Linked DNA regions of Homo sapiens: region 2 is linked to region 1. Evidence: read pairs that join two places in POLR2A ChIA-PET (ENCODE). Cell type or tissue: OCI-LY7. All regions are shown on one strand. Links, peaks and the distances in the headings refer to the core of each region. The heading gives the core; the rest is flanking DNA. Region 1 holds the start of LINC02757 (long intergenic non-protein coding RNA 2757). Region 2 overlaps GDPD5 (glycerophosphodiester phosphodiesterase domain containing 5).

The links. Peaks named below come from ENCODE experiments on the same cell type or tissue, not always from the same donor. Only the 100,000 strongest peaks of a DNase experiment are listed, where the experiment ranks them.
Region 2: POLR2A ChIA-PET joins it to region 1 with 5 read pairs; 1 of 35 experiments calls an interaction of 5 or more read pairs at or near these places.

Annotation. Positions count from the first base shown.
Region 1 is chr11:76,624,219-76,630,562 of GRCh38, reverse strand. It overlaps LINC02757 (long intergenic non-protein coding RNA 2757), which reads left to right and starts at 141. Exons shown (of 5, transcript NR_187244.1): 1 at 141-372; 2 at 2,082-2,159; 3 at 3,338-3,990; 4 at 4,533-4,695. RefSeq lists enhancers at 1-258, 717-1,076. In OCI-LY7, for the core only: no CTCF peak of the experiment used is centred there; DNase peaks (open chromatin) are centred at 926, 2,862 and 3,512; H3K4me3 peaks cover 882 bases; H3K27ac peaks cover 710 bases.
Region 2 is chr11:75,471,722-75,478,065 of GRCh38, reverse strand. GDPD5 (glycerophosphodiester phosphodiesterase domain containing 5) reads left to right here. Exons shown (of 17, transcript NM_030792.8): 3 at 271-447. The coding sequence starts at 331. Among named protein-coding and RNA genes, the nearest start is that of KLHL35, 42 kb to the right of the region's middle. In OCI-LY7, for the core only: no CTCF peak of the experiment used is centred there; a DNase peak (open chromatin) is centred at 2,425.

The DNA.
Region 1 (6,344 bases), core at 404-5,403:
ACCTAGACGTTCCCTCCAAGGCTGGGGTGGGGGAAGGGAGATCGGGCCGTGTGAGCTTTCCTCAGGAGTGAGCAAAAACAGGAACGTGCCTGCAGAGGGAGGAGTTCCCAAAGAGGAAACGGCGCAGGAACAGCAAATGCAGAGAGGATGCACACTCTGAAGAGGGCAGGCAGCTTCTGCACCGAGGGAGCAAAGGGGCGTGTCAGGGGCAGCTGCTGGAAGGAGGCGCAAGCACCACGGAGAGTCTGGGATGCCCAGCCAAGGAGCCCTGGAAGGGTTGCCCTGGGGACTGACACTGTGGGCTCTGTGTTTTAGCCAAGTCACCCAGGCAGCTGAACAGAAGATGGACTGGAGGGAGAAGCCTGGATGTAGGTAGGGAGGCCTGAGCAGTGGCCAGGTATTTCCTGGACTGGGGTCCTGGAGAAGACAAGGTGGCCTGAGCCAGGGAGTGGCCTGTGATGGACTGCAGGAGACAGCTATGAGTGCTGCTGCCAGGAGGAGGGTGCTGGGAGGGAGGAGTGCAGTGAGACCCGTTTGTGGCCTAGGCAACTTGGTGGATGTTGGTGCCACTATTAAGATAGGTTGAGAGGGCAAGTCAGGCCCCTTCATCTAGAGCCCTGGGCTGGGAGACAGGGGCCTGGGATCTGGCCCCAGCCCTGCTGTCTGGCTGTGGAACCCAGGGCATGTCTCTACCCCTCTCTGACCTAGGGGTCCCCATCTCTAAAGCAAGGGCTAGGAGCCTCAGATCAGAGGTTCTCCGAATCTGCCCCGGGTCAGATCTGTGCCCAGCCCACACGTGCACCCTTCTTGCCTGCGAAGGGCTCACGAGTTCTCATCTTGCGTCACTGAAAATCCAGTGGTGTGATGTCAATGGCATTTCCCTTCAGAAAAAGGAAATGAGCTTAGCAAGCGTGTTACCAGGAAAGGAAAGTTAGTTGGGCCCCACCCTCTGCAGCCCCATGCTCCCCGCACACAGCAAGCAAGGCCCCTCTGCCTGGGGCTGGGGACAGGACCCAGAAATGTCACAGTTCAGATACAGGCACCAACACAACAGCCTTGACTTCCAAGCAGGGCTGGGCTGCCCTCAGCAGAGTCAGCAGCTTCTCTGGCTCCCATGGCCTGGACCCTGGCCACACTCGGAGACTGAGGTCACAGGTAGCTCCAGGGTCTCATCAAACATCAGCAAGGCCCAAAAGCTGAGCTCTTTATAGCCAGGAGACTGCGACCCAGACAGGAGAAGGGGCCTGGCACAGGACACAGAGCCAGTCAGAGGACAACCCAGGCACAGGCCACATGGCTCTGGGGAGTCAGGTGGTCCCTGAAGGCCTGTCTTGCTACAGAGCTCCCAGAATGCCCCATTCCTGGTAGATGTTCCCAGAAAGTCCCTCTCCAATTCCAAATGTTAAGTGCCTTTACTAAATGAAACCACTCCCTGACACTTAGCTTTTGACCATCTAAACATTCCTTAAAATGAACTATGAAGATGAAATGAAAACCAGTGTCAATCTATCCAATACAATTGCTATATACTTTGGAAAAAATGAATAGTAAATTGGTAAGTTTGGTATATTTGGCAAATTGGTCATTTGAAAACCTGATCAGTTGGCAAGCTGGTCATCAAGCAGATCCATTTTTAGGAATTTGACCTAGAGCCTCCCACAGACCCCACCAACCAGGCCTCCTCCCACCTTCCAGCTGCATGGGCCGGGCCAGATCCACCGCATCTCCCCAGCCCAACCCTCAGCCCAGGGCCTGACACACAGGTGGGTCCAGGCTCTTGCTCATTAACTGCTGAGTAAACTAAGGAGATGTGGAGCCTGTGTTGAACCTGAGCACCCTGGGTAATTGGAGGGGCCCACAGGAGGTGGATTAGCAGGGGTGGCCCTGGTCAGCCCCAACACAGTGAGGTAACCGGGTGGAAAAACCCCTCACCTTTGCTCTTGTTGTAAAAGTCAACTCGGGTCATAATTTCCACTGTGCCCCCAACAGGGAGGGCATCTGGTTCACCCTCCCACGCACCCAGGGTTTGGGGGTTTTCAGGTGAAGTGGAACTAGGTGTTTGTGTTTCTGCACCTTTGCAGGATCGCTCAGCAACAAAGGAGCCAGAAAAGGCAAGGTGTACACACCGTGTGCAGCATGGGCGAGCTGCAGGCATGCAGGTAAGAGTGTGTGCATGCAGGTGTGTGCACACGAGTTTGCATGTGCTGATGCAGATGGCTATGATGCGTGGTGGTGATATATACATGTGGATGCTTATGGATCTGTGCCAACCATTATTAAGCACATATGTATACCCGTGTGTGTATATGCATGCATGTGTTTGTGTGAGTTGCAATGTGTATACAACTTTACACAATAAGTGAATTGAGTACATGTACCTGTTTATCCACGGAAGTGTATGATGACTGGACATATGTAAATATGTGTATTTGCATGTGTTTATACTTTGTGCATAGATGCATGTTTGTGTATTTATGCTGATCCATTTAAGCGTATGGGATGTGTGTGGATGTTTGTGTAACATCTGTACATACTCCATAGGTGCATCTTAATACAGGAATATGGGTGCGATGTGTATGTGTGTGTGTGTGCCTGTGTGAACAGGTGCGGCTGGAGGTCTATGAGTGTGTGGATAGGTATATTTGCCTGTGCGCATGTGCGATTCACGTGGTGTGAGTGCACATGGTCGCAGGCAAATGTCTGTGTGGGCACACACATGCCCTGTTGCCCTTTTCTGTCTTTTCCTGTTGGGAAATTACAGAACTTCTGAGTCCTAACCATGGCTGGTGGCTCTTCCAGGAACATGGTTTCCTGGACCCAAAAGGTAAGCTTGTCAGGGACCCACGTGAATGAGGAAGTGGGTGGGCCTGAGTCTGGGGCTCCTCTGAGAACTGCTGTGGACCAGGGAAATCTTGCTGCCACCTCTGGTCTTTAGTCCACCTCTCAGTAGTAGCTTTCAAAGCTTGATTTTTTTGGAGGCGTCTCCACGGAGCATAGTCCTAAGCTCCTAGCCTACATTGTCCCTGTTCCTGGGCCTGTTTGGTTGACATTCTCTTACAGTTTAAAAAAGACATCCACATCCGTACTCTTAGCTAATCCTTGTGACCTTTCTTCTAGTCTGTTTGGAGAGGCTGGGAGCAGAGTGGTTAAAAGAGCCAGGCCTGGTTCCATTTCTGACCCCTCTTCTAGCTGAGCAACTTCCGCCTCTTCCAGCCTCCCTCACGGGAATCACAGATCACGTGAGATGACACCCATGAAGGGCTTGACTGGCATCTGGCACATGGTGAGGACTGCAAAAATGTGGGCTATTGTTTTTACTATTATCCCCATTTTATAGATGAGGAAACTGAGGCTTGGAGAGGCTCTCTGCCTTTGTCAACCTGGAGATGCTGGGAAGGAAGTGAGGCCCATCCCACCTCAGATGCCTGTCCTCTGTCGTCAGGAGCATTCTCTTGTTCTTCCGGGCTTGGCCAAGCGGTGGTAAACCCCACATGTGGTTCTGTGGTTGCCCACACAGTCCTAAAAATAGCCAACAGGAACCCAGGGGCTCCCCCTTGGTGAGTGGCAGCAGGCCCAGTCCTCAGGCAGCCACCAACCTGCTCACTCCCCACAGGCAAGCAGGTCCTGTCTAGGAAGGGGCTGGGTGGCCTGGGTCCCATGCATGATGAGCCAGAGGCTGTGCCAAGCTTATAGCAAATATTATTTTATTTCATTATGTTTTCTTACATCTGTGATGTGGAGGCCATAGCTCCACTGGACTCATGAGGAGACTGAGGCTCAGAGCAATGAAGTGACCTGCTCAAAGTTAAGGAGCTTCAGTTTGGACCCAATTTGTTCTGATCCTAAGGTCACTATCCTTAATCCCTCTCCCTGTGGGGTCTTCCCTATCTTGAGCCTGTGGACAGCTGTGCAGTGGCAAGAAAAAGGCCTTCAGAGCTACGCAGACCTGGCTTCAAATCCCAGCCTCCCTGATGAGCCCTGGTGGTCTTGGTAAGTCACCTCACCTCTCTCAGCCTCAGTTTCCTCACTGAAAAAATAGGAGCCACACTGCACATGATGTGGGAGTATGGTGGGGATCTAATGAAAGAAGGCACACAAGCACCCGGGGGGGGCCTGGGATGCAGCCAGTGCTCAGTACACAGCCACTCACTGGCTCTGCTCCTCCCCCCATTGACATCTATGCTTCCAAAGCTGGGGTGAGAGGAGCAGCATTGGTCGAGCTCCCAGAAGTGTCCTGCCAGGTCAGGGAAGTGGAACCACCCAGGAGAGGCCAGAAGAGGAGGTCCCTATGGTAGACTGAAATTTCCCAAAAATGATCTCAGGAGTGTTCCTAATTCTATACCCTGGAAACTTGTCATTCCCCATCAGGAGATGGAGTCCATTGCTCTTCCCCTTGAAACTGGGCATGCCTTTGAGATGGCCTCCATGAAAAGAATGTGATAGAATTGACATGAAAACTTACTAGGCTAAACCTAAAAGGTGGTACAGCCGCCACCCATCTGTCTGTCTATCTTTCTGTCTCTTTCTGTCAGCATGCTTGCCCTTGGGACTCAGACACCATATTGTGAGGAAGCCCAAGCTACATGCAGAGGCCACTATAGTTGTTCTGGCCAACAGCCCAAGCTTCAGCTGCCAGACATATAAATAAACCAACTCTTCAAATGATTTCAGTTTCCAGACTTCAGTGCATCCCAGGTAATGTCCAGAGGAGCAGAGATGAACCATCCTCTCTGAGCCCTGCCCAAATGCAGACTTGAGAACAAACTAAATGTCATTGTCTCAAGCCACCAATTTTCAGGGTGGCTTGGTACACAGCACCAGGTAACAGGAATAGCCCCCCTCTTCCTCTGCAGCTCTCCCCAGGTACAGGCAAGCTCCCCAACCCATGCTTCATCCCCACCCCACAGACAGAACCTGGAGTCAGTCCTCCCACCCACAACTGTGCCTTCCAAACTAAGCTCAAAGCCCAGCTCTGTTGCTTTCAGATGGGTGCCCTAGGGCAAGTCACCAACCCTATATGACAAATCCCTCTGTGTCAAATGGGAATTATAATAGTGCCCCTGAGGAGTCTTGGAGAGATTTAATAAAGTGCCTGGAACATAATGAGTGCTCATTAAGTGGACGCAGGGACATGAGGCTTGGGAAAAAGGAAGGGGTCAAAGACGTCACCCCAGTCTCTGACTGGGAGGGAGAGAGGAGGAGCAGGTTTTCAGGGAGCCTGGGAGGAAATAAGTTTAGGCTGGATGCTAAAAACAAGGTGCCTAGCTCTGTGCAGGTTCCTGAGGAGGACCTGTCCTCAGGTGGCTCACAGACTGACCAAGACATGGGAGGCTGCAGAGTGTGGCTGGGCAGGCCCAGGCAGGAGCTGGTCAAGGGTGAATAAGGTGGGGGCGTGGAAGGCACAGCAGCAGGAGCTGGGCCAGGGACCTCAGAGCCAGGTGGGCACAGCCGCAGCTAAGCCTGAGCTCTGAGGCTTCCCAGATACCACAAGGTCCCCTCCCCTTCTCTCCTTAGCCCAGGCCAGCCTGGCCCTATCTAGAGAGATAAAGTCACTGCAGAAGCTCCCAGACCAGAGACATTCTTATCAGTCACCCTTGTCTAAGGTACTTGGGAATGTAAACTCTCCCTCCACACAGCCCTGGATGCAACACACCCGCCCTAGGAAGACACAAAGCAGACGCAGTGGGGTGGGCCTTCCCCTAGCCAGACCCCACCTTCCTCCCCACCCGCTTTCTGCAGCCCTGCAAATGCATGAGATGGGAAGGCCAGCCCCGGCGCCCCCTTCTCTAACACCTGGGGCATATTTTTCCTTTAAGTCACACTCAGATTTCGAGGGGCCGCAAGGAGCCCTTTCTGTGAATGCCATCTTGGCCAATATGCCCCATGTATGTGTGCAGCACAGTGCCCACCCTGCCCGGAGAACGAGGGAAACATGGTCCGCGGTGGTGGATCTGGGTGACCTAGAGCAAGTCTGTTCACTTCACTCGTCGAAAGTTTGTCCTCACACAAACATGCAGTAAGTCCCCCTGCTAGCTAGGCTCAGGGCTGGGCACTGGGGAGAAGCAGAGTCCAGAAAACACAGCCCTCTGGAGTCCACTGTCCAGTGGGCAAGACAAACAGGTAAAATGACGACGACAATGATGATGATGATGATGAGGCTTGCCTTAGAGCACTTACCACCCGCCATTGTTCTGAGTGATTTACACAGTATTGACTCATTTAATTCCCAAAACAACCCTATTGTCTCCCAACATTGTCATGGAGGAGGAAATTGAGGCACAGGGAGCTTAAGGCACTTTGTTCCCAAAGCAAGTGAGTGGCAGGGCTGAGAATCAAGCCCAAGA
Region 2 (6,344 bases), core at 497-5,496, 1.2 Mb after region 1:
AACAGCAGCATGCTAGGCCAGTGAAGAACATGGAAGAGGTCAGGAGTGGCTGGAGGGGAAGGAGTAGGGAGGATGAGGGCCTGGGTGGGAGGCAGAGGACAGGTCCTTGGGGACCTGCAGGGGTGGGCCTGTGACTCCAAGTGAGACGGAGCCCCACTGCAGTGCTTTGAGCAGGGGTGACCCTCCCTGACCTAGGCTACAATGACTTGCTGTGTGGTGCCTGACTCCTCACCCTTCCCCTGCCTCACTGCCCTGTGCTTCCTCCTGCAGGACAAGCTGGGGGCCTCCATGGGCGCCTGAGGGCCAGGCGCCAGGGCCGTGGGCACGAGTATGGTGAGACACCAGCCCCTGCAGTACTACGAGCCACAGCTGTGCCTCTCCTGCCTCACGGGCATCTACGGCTGCCGTTGGAAGCGCTACCAGCGCTCCCATGATGATACCACACCGGTGAGCCACCCTGGAACAGGGTCAGAGGGACCCAGTGAGCCCCAGCAAGCCTGAGGGGCTGGGGGAGGGGTCTTAGCTCTGTCTCTGCTGACTCGCTCTGGACAGGCCAATGGCCTTTCTGGGTTTCAGTTTCTCCCTCTGTAAAATGGGCTTATAGTAATTCCTGAATCTACTGACCAGGAGGGCATGGAAGGAGTTTGTCCTGTTGACAAGTTGTTAACTCTCCTCTGACATTGTTGAGGTTGGGCTCCTCTAGAAGGGAAGGGTCACCCCAAGGTGAGCAGAAGTTCTCAGCTTCCTGGCAGATCTTGACAGGCAGGCAGGCAGGCAAACAGGCAGGTGCTGGAGGAGAGGGTGAGGAGATGGGCCTGGCCATCCTGGAGCCTGGGAGCTGGCAGGGCCACGGTCTGGCACCGGGGCTCAGTCACCTGAGCCACAGGCTTGCCAGAGCTGGCAGCAGGTGCACAGCCGGATAAAGAAAGCCTCCTTCAGTGCTGGGCTTCCCAGGCCAGACCTAAGCTGCACTCCTGTCCCTGGGGCGCTGTCAGCCAGTGGATCTAGTTTCTTCTCTGAAGGAACCCAATTCCTGTGTGGTGTTTATCTAAAAGCTTTACTGTCTGGAGAACAACTTTCCTCCTCCTTCCTGCTTGTCTGAACAAAGAAGCCAGCCTCTAAATTCAGCCAGCCCCAGAAGAGGCTGGAGTGGCCAGGGGGTGGCAGGGTGTGGGCCGGGGTGGGGGATGGGGAGCGGTGGCTGCCGCTGATGTCAGAGGCCCAGTAGGCCTGGCTGTCTGTCTGGGGAGGTCGGGGAAGCTTATCCACCTGTCTGCCCTCCTCTGCCTGTGCTGATGACGGATAGAGCCCTAGACTGAGGAGCCTGGGTTCGTCACCTCCAAATAGTGAAAAGCAGGAACTGCCAGGGTGGGCACCAGGCCTGATTCATTGCCATCTCCCCACTCCCGGCCACAGAGGAGCCAAGTGGCCAAACTGAGGCAAAGGAGAGGGAAGGGCCTGCCCAAGGCCACAGGGCAGGCCCCTGGCAACGCCAATACTAGAGCCCCGGTCTCTCCACTCCAGGCCCCTGCTGGGAAGCCCTCTGAGATACCATATGTCACAGCTTTCCCTCTTATGTGGAGGGGTACAGACCGTGGGCTCTGGAGTCAGATGGATTCAGGTTTTGGTGGTGCATCCTCTACTTGAATCTAGTTGCCTGTGAGCTCCCTCAACGGTGAACTGGAGGGGAGACACACCCCTCTCAAGTTGCCGCTGGGCCATGACATGTGATGAGGGCTGTAACGTGACTGGCACAGTGCCAGCTATGACTAGCCATTGAGACAGGTCCTTCCAGATGCCCAAGCCTCAGCCTCTCCATCTCTGAAATGGGAGATAGGTTGTGATCTTGGCTTCAGAATCCCGTGACCACTCTACCGTGCTCCACACTTTGTTCTGGATCTGGACCTGGGCAATGGAGGTCCAGCAGCCACTGGTGTGAATGGGGTGGGGAGACAGCTGAGGCTAAGGTGAGAAGAAGGATGGCTGAGCTCCCAGGCAGGAAGCCCCTTGGCCATCAGGGCAGATGCTGGGGAAGGCGTATCTCCCAGAAGTCTCATCTCCTTGGTGGGCCCAAGGCCAGCCAGTCATAGGCATGGAGTCAGGAAGTGATGATCTTGGCTGCAGCCAGCACAGGGCCCAGAGTGGAGGAAGTGGGCTGAGGCTGGTTTTGAGCTGACTGAGAACCAGAACAGAATGTGCCCTGCAAGGCTAGGGTCTGGGTCACCAATCTGAGGCAGGGGTCTGGGGCCAAGGCTGGAGGGGCAGCAGGGGGCCATGAGCTAGGCTAGGAGAGGGTATAGGGCTTTACAGCAGCTCTGGGTGGCAGCGCCTCTGCAGAAAGGGCTGAGCTCACCTCAGGTGACCCCAAACTCACAGCTGAAGATGAGCATCCTCTGCTCCCCCGCCCCTTTCTCCCTGCAGTCGCTCACTTCGCTCCGCCCCCTGTCTCCTCCTACTTCCTGGTTCCCAGCCTCTGCCCCTCATCCTTTCTCTCTCTCCCCATTTCTCTTTTCTCTCTCTATTCCTTCCTGAGGCAGCTGGGTGAGGGCAGCGGTGGGGCTGGACTCTCACAACGAAGGAATAGCGACCTAGTGTCTCAAAGACAGGGCTGGTGCAGGGTAGGGGCTCCAGAAATTTCGCTGAACAAATAGAGGTCTTGCGTAAGCTCTGCGGGGGCTGGTAGGGAGAGGAGAGCTGCCTGAGTTGAGGGGTGGTGGAGACGGCTCTTCCAGTGAGCCTGGTTTGTCTCCTTATTCTCACCACCCCCGCCCCAGGGGGGATTCTCCCCCTGTATCTCCCAACTCAGAGAAGCCTGGGTTCAACTCCTGTGAAACCCGATCTCCCTGAGTCTCATCTGTGAAATGGGCTGAAAGGTGGGAGAGTCACGAGGCATTTTATTCTCATTCTCAGGCTGGAAAATGAAGTATGAAAGTAATAGTATCTGTTAACATTTATTGAGTACCTACTGTATGCAGGGAGCAAACAGTTTACATGCATTGCCCTAGTCATTGTTGTAACATCTCCATGGGCCATGTTTAATTGTGTGCCCATTTTACAGATGGAGAAATCAGTCACACAGGCTGATGATAGATTTGCAGCCTAAACTGCTGGAGACTAGGGAAGATAGCGTGTGTTGAAGATGTGGGTTTAAGTGAGAGTTTGCTGGAAGAAGAAAGGCAAGGGGACTTGGGAAGTTGCCTGATGGAGGAGAAAGAGCACTGGACCAGGAGCATTTGGGACAAGATGGGGAGTGGCCTTGAATGCCAGGCTTGGAATCCTCAGTGTTTCCCTGGTTATGATCCAGCCCTGGGCCCTGAAGTGGATCCTGGGAGTGGAGAGGGTGCGTGGAGAGAGCCTGGGAAGGGCCCCTTCCTCTCCATCCACGCTGGTCTCCCTCCTTCCTGCCCCCCAGCCTGACACATTCCCACCTCTTCCAAGCCTTTGCCCCCCAGTCCCCCAGGATACACGCTTAACAAATAAAGAAGCAGGAAACCAAGGACCAGAGAGGTGAAATGGCCTCTTCTCTTGCCCCCAGTTCTGAGGAGTGGAGGAGCCTGGCAGCAGGAGGCCAGGCTCACTCAACAGCCAGGAAGGGGAAGTAGAGCTTTTTATAACTGGGGATAATTAATTGGTTGTTGTCTGTGACTCATTACTCTAATACTGCCAATTAAGGACTTGGTAGGACAGAAGACTGTTCTCAGGCCATCCCCACAGGGTCCCCTGAAGACTGTGTCTGCAAAAGGCAGTGTCAAAACCAGCTTCTCTATAGAGAGGGATATAGGTCAGATGCCTGGAGGAACTTCCCAGCCAGAGACATTGAAAGAGACAGACTACCATAGCCGATTCTTGCACTTCTGTAGTACATTTACCTTTTGAAGGCTGCTATAATCTTAATTGATTTCCTCCAGGAAGAGCAAGGGAGTTATTCAGGCCAAGGGGCTGAGGGCACAGCCTGCACTGACCCCACTCACACCCCCAGGCCTGTGCCTTCTCATCTGTTCCACACCAAACAGTCTTGTCTGGGGTGCCCTGATTACTTATTCAATCAACAAACCTGTCCTGCTACCTGCTCTGGGGTCATAAGTATATCAGACCTGGTTTTCCCCTCCCTTGAAGGGCCGGCCCCCAGGCTTGTGGGGGAACAGACAAGATCAGACACACCTGGACCACCCAGGTCGATCATTTTGGAGGCCTGGGGAAACCCTGGGGGCAGGGAAGGCTTGCCCGAGCTGGCCTCTGGGAGTATCGGCCCCATCTCCACAGACCAGGGAAGTGTTCAGGGTAGGGGGAACTGTGTGCACAAGAGAGTGTCTTGTGTTCAGGAACTGAAAGGAATTCAGTCCACCGGCTCAGGTGCAGGGACGGGGAAGGGTGCTGCTCAGTGGGCCTGAGCCTGAAGCTGTATTAAGGAGTCTAGGCTTCATCCTGGGCAGCGGGGGCCTGAGCCAGGCTCGGGCTGTGTGAGGAACACTGTGGTCAAATTGTGGAGGATGCTGAGGGCCCTCAGGTGGAGGTGGGAGGGCCAGTGAGGCCTCAGGTGTCTATGTGGGGAGTGAGGAGGTATACACAGGGATGCAGGCTGGGGAGGCATTCCAGAGACACCTAGAAGGTATCAACGGACTGGCTGTGGACTGAGGTGCAGAGGAAGGAGTGTCTGACAGTGAATCCCATCCTCCCATCCTCCCATGATGCCCAGCGTGGGTGGATGGAGGCCCATCCTGGAGATGGGAACACATGCTGTGCCCCAGGAGCGAGTGAGAGTACAGCGTTCTCAGTAGAGTCCAGGAATAGCACAGGAAGGGTGGGCAGAACAGACAAATAAGCCTCCCTAACCCCAGTTGCCTGCCTTCTATGATGAGATATGATGAGAGCCCCCCATCACCCTACCCTGGCAGGAAGACACTCGGTGTAGGGAAATCCATCCCCAGCTCCTCTGCCCCTTCCCCTCCATGCTCGTCCACGCCAGCCACCCTGAGCTTCTCCGCATCCACAGGATAACCTCACCCTTCACAGCACTGGGCCTTTGCTCCTGCCATTCCCTCTGCTTGGAATGCCCTGTCTTTCTCCTCCCTGCCCCTTAAGACTCATTGCAAATCCCCCTCCATGCCCCCAACTTCTGCCAAAAAATAGCCCTCCTCCTTCCTTTCTCTCCTCACTGCTCTCTCTCCCCACCTTCCTCACTCCCCTGGGGTTCCACAGCAGGTTGACCTGTGCTGGCCATGTGGATTGTGATTTTTTGTTTCCCACTGGACTCTTTAGGATAGCGTCTGGGCCTGCACACTCCAGGGACCTGACTCAGAGGAGGTCCTCGGACAAGATTTACTGAATGAACAACTGGAAGGAGGATTGAGCATATGTGTTCATGAGTGAGTGAGGAAGCGGTTAGGGGATGTGACTGCCATCTTGCTGACCAGGTGGGGCAGCCGGACCCCTAATGAGCTGTCAGAGAATGTAGGCGTACATGTGCGGACGGGTGTGTGCTGTGTTCTTGGTGCTGCCTCCTGTGCTCCTGGTGGTGGTTGGCAGTGGAGGGTGCTGCCTCAGCCAGAGGGACCTCCCAGATCACCCTGGGAGCTGGGATTGGGCTCTGCCAGTGCACAAGAGGGAGGAAGAGATGAGTTTCCCAGCTGGCCCCCACTTTTTGTCCTGTCAGCCATGTGGATTTGTGTCCAGGATATGGAGCTGGAAAGAATGGATCCCACTCAGGAAATCAGGGCAGGCTTCAGGGATGAAGCAGCCTTGAGATGGGCTCCAGGGTGTGGCTGGATTGAGCCAGATGCCACTGGGCATTCCTGGCAAGGGAGCTGCAGCCTGAACTTGACCCTGCCTCCCAGTGACTGAGTGTGTGATCTCAGGTCAGGCCCAGACCCTCTCTGGGCCTGAGCTTGCTTGTGGGTTAAGTGGAGGTACACATCTATGTCCTACAGATACAATTAGATCATGGATAGGAATGTGCCTCCTGTCTTGTACCAAAGAGACCATTGTTCCAACCCTGCAGAAAACGTGCCCTCCCTACAAACTTTCAAAGTGATGGCTTTCTCTCCTTCAGCGCTTTGAGGAAAAGAGACCCGGCAGGGGTGAGAGAGAGGCCCTCTGAGCTTTATTTTTCCCACTTCTAAAACTGCAGGATTCCTATAAGGATAAGAAACTAGGAGATGATATTATTACATCCACAAGAGAGAGAGAGGAGGGGCTGGTTTGTTGCAGCATGAGGAGGTGGGGATTTATCGCTGCAATAAAGCCATGCTGTCTCTTGCCTTAGGAAACCCCCACACCCTGCCTAGCTCCTCTTGGAATAGCACCAAGGGCACCTGGCATGACCACGTCACGCTCCAGGGGAAGTG